Regions from separate parts of the Homo sapiens genome. Here region 1 is linked to region 2. Evidence: read pairs that join two places in POLR2A ChIA-PET (ENCODE). Cell type or tissue: HCT116. All regions are shown on one strand.

Region 1 (2,500 bases), 680 kb after region 2:
TGTCTACTTCATGCCAGGCACAATTTTAGGAGGTAACAATATTGAGAGATGCAAAGTAGACAAGGTTCCTTCTTTCATAGGGCTGGCATTCTGTTGAGAGAGAAAAACATTCTGGAAATAAACAAACAAATAAATAAAGATGGTAATTTCAGATAGTGATAAAGTGATATAAAGAAAGTAAGACAAAGTAATGTGCTAGAAAGTGTCAGTGTTAGGTTATCAGGGAGAGACAACGTGAGATTTGGTGACCAAGGGAGACCTCTTGGAGGAGGTGACCTCTGGTCTTAGACTGAAATGGTGAGAAGGAACCAATCATGTAAAGATCTTGGGGAAGAACATCTAAGTCTCAGGGAATGGAAAGGGCAAAGTTTCTGGCACCAGAATAAGCTTAGTGAGCTCAAGAAACCAAAAGCCATATATGGCTAAAAGTAGAGTAAGTGATAGAAGAGGGGAGAAGGATAACTTCAGAGATACAAGCAGGGAAAGATCACTTGAGGTCCTGTAGTCCATGGCAAGAATTTTGGATTTGTTTTTAAGTGTAGTGGGAACCCTATGCCATGTTTTATGCAGGCAAGTGGACTGGTCCAAGTAATCTTTTAGAAAGATGACATCGCTACAGTGTAGAGAAAGGATTATAAAAGGCAAGGATGAAAGCAGGGGAATGAGTCAGGAGGCTATGGCAATGGTCTGGTTAGAAATGATGGTGGGTCTGATCAGGTGGCAGCTGATCTATTTGTGACTCATATCAATGGGAAGAAATGGATACGTTCAGAAAAACTGAAAGAAAGGTGGACAGAATTCCTGGTAAATTGAATGGAGTGCGGTGAGAGAGAAAGAAATTGATTTAACACTAGATTTAGAGGTTAGTAAATGTGCTGTATGTAATGTGTGCTAGGTATAGTATATACAGGCCATTTACATATATTAAGTGATTTAGTTCTCACAAGACTCCTATGATGTAGCTAGTATTCCTCCCAACTTGTCTCTGACAAAGAAACCAAGATTTAGAGACGCTTAATAACTTGCCTTAGGTTACGTAAGTAGTAAATCGGGAAGCCAAGATTTGAACCCAGGTGTGCCTGATATCAAAAGCAGTGCACATTTTTGTGTGACACAGCATTACCCCTGGAGCTCTGATAAAGATTGCATCTTGCCTATAAGGCAAGACAGAATTAGAGTCCCACAGCAAAACGTCTATTGAGTCACATGTGAGGACACGTTCCATCATCAAGGGGCTTGATTGATGTTGCCTGGCTTCTCTCTGGTTCCTTGAAGGACTATGTTTCAGTTCTGGAACCTCATGTTTAAGGGACGTAAGCACTTTGGGTGGAGTCAGAAGTAAATGAAATGATTAAGCCGATAGAGAAAATGACTTCTGAGAAATGATTAAAAGATTGCAGCTTAGCTCAGTGATGACTAAAGAGGACATCAGCCTATAAATATTTCAGGGGTGGAAATAGCAGGAAGGGGGGATTTTTCTGTAGAAAGGAGAAAGAAATTGCATGAAGGGACAGGCAGAGAATACAGTTCAGTTCCTGAGTCTGCTCTTTATGATGTTGGTGGCTTATCATGACTTTGAGTCTAAATTTTCTCATCTCAAAAAAAATGAGTTATGATTAAATGAAAAACAGTATCTCACTAGAAAGACATCAAAATCCCCATAAAACATTCTTTCATGCTTTTAACATTCATTTGATAAATACTTATTGACATGTACTTTGCATAAGATGCACAAAAGGGGAGGATTTGGGGCCAAAATGTGGATGTCCATTTGAACATTCTTGTTTTATAATAAAATATACATATTTTTATGAGACAAATATTATAAGGACAATTCCTTCACAACAATTGTCTAGCTGGAATCAGAATTATTCATGCACTGAAACATATCAGCTATTGTCATGTTCTGGAGTCTGGAGAGAGAGAAAGGGTAATGCTCGTACCATGCATCCCTATTGCCTGAATACTGCTATACTCTAAAGAACGGGGAGGCTTAAGTTTCAAACACAGGCTAGTGATTTCCTTGCATTTGCCACAATGTGTGTTTGTCTGGACATTTGTTAGTGAAATAAGAGAACACACTGCTTGATAACACAGGGACAACTGTCCAATACATTGGGTGCATTATCTTTCCATATACTATGAAAATTATATCTATCAAGCTGCAAAGTCAGAAAGCCTTGGTTTATCAGCTACATCCGGGCCGCACACAAAAGGTAAAGCCACTGAGGGAAAGCCTTCTTGAAAAGCACACCTGTCCTTTTCAGACATTTTTGAAGTATCATATTTGTTTTCAGATGATTTTGGCCTTCCGCCCTTGATTCTTTAGCTGGGTTGGGAGGCTGTCCTGTGGCCTGAAGGTTAAAGAGAAATACGAGTGAATGTGTCATCTTAATGGGCTTTGAATGCACTCCCAAATGACATGTTTTTTTCTTTTTTCTTTTCAGTCTTGCTTATAAAAGTTACACCTGCAAAAATGGGACTGAATCCAGTGAGGAAG
Region 2 (2,500 bases):
TTGTTTCTGTGAATATGGAGAGAATAAATTAGCTCTTTTGCTGAATTCATGGATGAATGAACTTTAAAACTGCTGCATAATTTTTTTCATTTTTTTTTTAATTGCCTTTCAGGTCATTTGGTCACTTTGCTTTTTTTGTGGTTGTTTAAAACACTCCTCCATTACTGTAAGCATTTAATGACTTCCAGACATGCCCAGTGCTTTGCATATGATAAGCATTTAATAGGTATAGTCACTAGTCCAGGAGCCCTGTTGAGGTAGGACTGGGTCTTTGTACGTTTGGCACTTGGTCTAATATCTTACACACAATAGATGCCTATTGAGGGCCTATTTGTTGAATGAATCTGTCATTTGGTCCTCATAGATGAGATTATAATTTCTATAAACTTTCATGGGCAAAGGATCTATTTTGGGGAGGAGCAGAAAGTGTAGAACAGATCTACACAAAGTAATCCTTTTCCTTTTCATTAAAAGAAACCCCTCAAAAATGGTGGTAAAACTTTCATGGATTTATCCTTATTTACAGAATAACACTAGAGAGTTTACATCACTGAGTTAGATAGGAAAGCACTTTTAAAAATGTAATTACATTATACTTATACCCTCTACCACAAAGGATGTGAAGTGACCTGCAATAAGAACAGACCATCCCCACCCAAGAAAAGGAACAGACAAAATTACAGTAAAATCTGAATGAAAATTAAAGAATCAAGACCAAGGAAAATGTAAAGGCCAGTTAAAATCAAAATCAAGATCATGTTTCTATTTTTTACTGCTGCATAATGAATAATCCCAAAACTTAGTTTTTTTGAATCATTATGTTATTTACTTGTGGTTCTGGGGGTTGACTGGGCTTAACTGGACAACTTTCACTGCATTCTGTTGTTTGAGCAGTCATAAGCATCACCTGAGGTTCAAAGGAGAAGAATGCAGGCCCCACCACTCAATGGGAACAGTGTCAGTGTCACATCATAAGAGCATGTGGGATGGGATATATTGAGGCAGCTATCTTTGGAAAATACAATCTGCTACACCATGGGAGGGAAAAGACAAATACGCATTAACTTCTCAACTGCGTTTCTTTTTATTATTAAGTTACATGTCGATCCACCTCCCACAAACACATTTTCTCCAATAACCTTTATAGACCTTCTTATTTTTTCTCATTGGGCCAGCATGAGCCATTTTTATTTTCAAAGCAATAGTTAAACTTGAACATCCTTGAGCTGATTCAGCCAGGGATGCTATTTAATCATGTTGTACAGGAATTGCCATGTTATCCACATTTCAGACTAAAAGGGAAGGGGAAGAAGAATGCAGTTTGAGCCTGAACTTTTATCAGAAATTGCCTCTCCTCTCCCAAAAGAAGTAGAATATGTCTTTCTCATCTTCACAGCTTAGCAGAGAAAACAAAAACTACAGCTCACAAACCATGTATATGTATGTATATATAGTTATTAATTGCAACTTTGTCATAGCAAAAGATTGCTAACAGCCTAAAAGCTAGATGGATTCACAAAGAGAGGCAATGATTTGGAGGGGTGGGGGAGGAGATACCAATCAATCAGGAGGAGGTAGGAAGATTTCTCAATGTCATTTTGATTTTTGAACCAATTGAATATTACCTATATAAAAATGAAATAAGATTTTAAAATAGATCTAGTGCAAGCACATAGAGAATACTCTCCAAATAGTAATTAAGTAATAAGGACCCTGATCTAAGGAAATGCAAGATCAGCATGGAAGAAAAACTGTGAGACACCCTGACAAATAAGTAGAACTTTGACAATAAAAGATATACACCTGAAAAAAAGGAATATTCTCTTAGCTACACCTGGCTTAGGATTGTCTCACCAGTTCTGGAAATATGAGAACATTCTCACTAGGCAGGCTGCAAAGAGGTGTGAGCTGTGAAAGAGTGCCAGCAAGCAGTGCTTCATTCTCGGGGGAATTTCCACAGTGCAGGGTCTGGCTCTCCCTTATGCAGACTCACCATCAGATTTTTGTGAGCACACTGATTATGGCTTTGTCTCAGGGGCTAACTCACGCTAAGCTTGTGAATGTGATAAATTTATTTACAGTGAGAACTCTCCCAGGAACTAGAATATTCCAAGTCCATTTGGCCAATCTTTCCTTTATGTGTGGATCTCTATGGGAAGTCAAACAATAATCAGGTGCTTGCTCAGTAAGCGTGGAATCAGAACAAGAGAAATCAAATGAAATATATGGTCCTCTTTCCAGTCCATTCATGCTCCGGTTCCCCATGGCATAGTCCTGGCCCTCCTCTACCTATACTTGCTTCCTAGGAGAGCCTATCCATCCATGGCTTGGGTGCCAATAGATGCTGATAATCCCAAATTATATATTTCCAGCCTAGACCTCTTTGAATTCTCAACTCATTTATCCACCTGCCAACCCAGTCTCCACTTGGATGCTCACCCTTAACGTGCCCAAAATAGAATTGCTATTTCCCATTTCCTAACCCTAGCCCTCCCACTGT

Evidence for each region. Peaks named below come from ENCODE experiments on the same cell type or tissue, not always from the same donor. Only the 100,000 strongest peaks of a DNase experiment are listed, where the experiment ranks them.
Region 1: POLR2A ChIA-PET joins it to region 2 with 5 read pairs; 4 of 35 experiments call an interaction of 5 or more read pairs at or near these places.

What each region holds. Positions count from the first base shown.
Region 1 is chr12:75,659,123-75,661,622 of GRCh38, reverse strand. It overlaps LOC105369844 (a long non-coding RNA gene), which reads left to right. Exons shown (of 16, transcript XR_007063375.1): 8 at 2,448-2,500. Among named protein-coding and RNA genes, the nearest start is that of KRR1, 150 kb to the right of the region's middle. In HCT116, no CTCF peak of the experiment used is centred here; DNase peaks (open chromatin) are centred at 682 and 1,262; H3K27ac peaks cover 2,500 bases.
Region 2 is chr12:76,342,051-76,344,550 of GRCh38, reverse strand. BBS10 (Bardet-Biedl syndrome 10) reads left to right here. Exons shown (of 2, transcript NM_024685.4): 2 at 1-77. Among named protein-coding and RNA genes, the nearest start is that of BBS10, 5.1 kb to the left of the region's middle. In HCT116, no CTCF peak of the experiment used is centred here; no DNase peak of the experiment used is centred here; H3K27ac peaks cover 2,500 bases.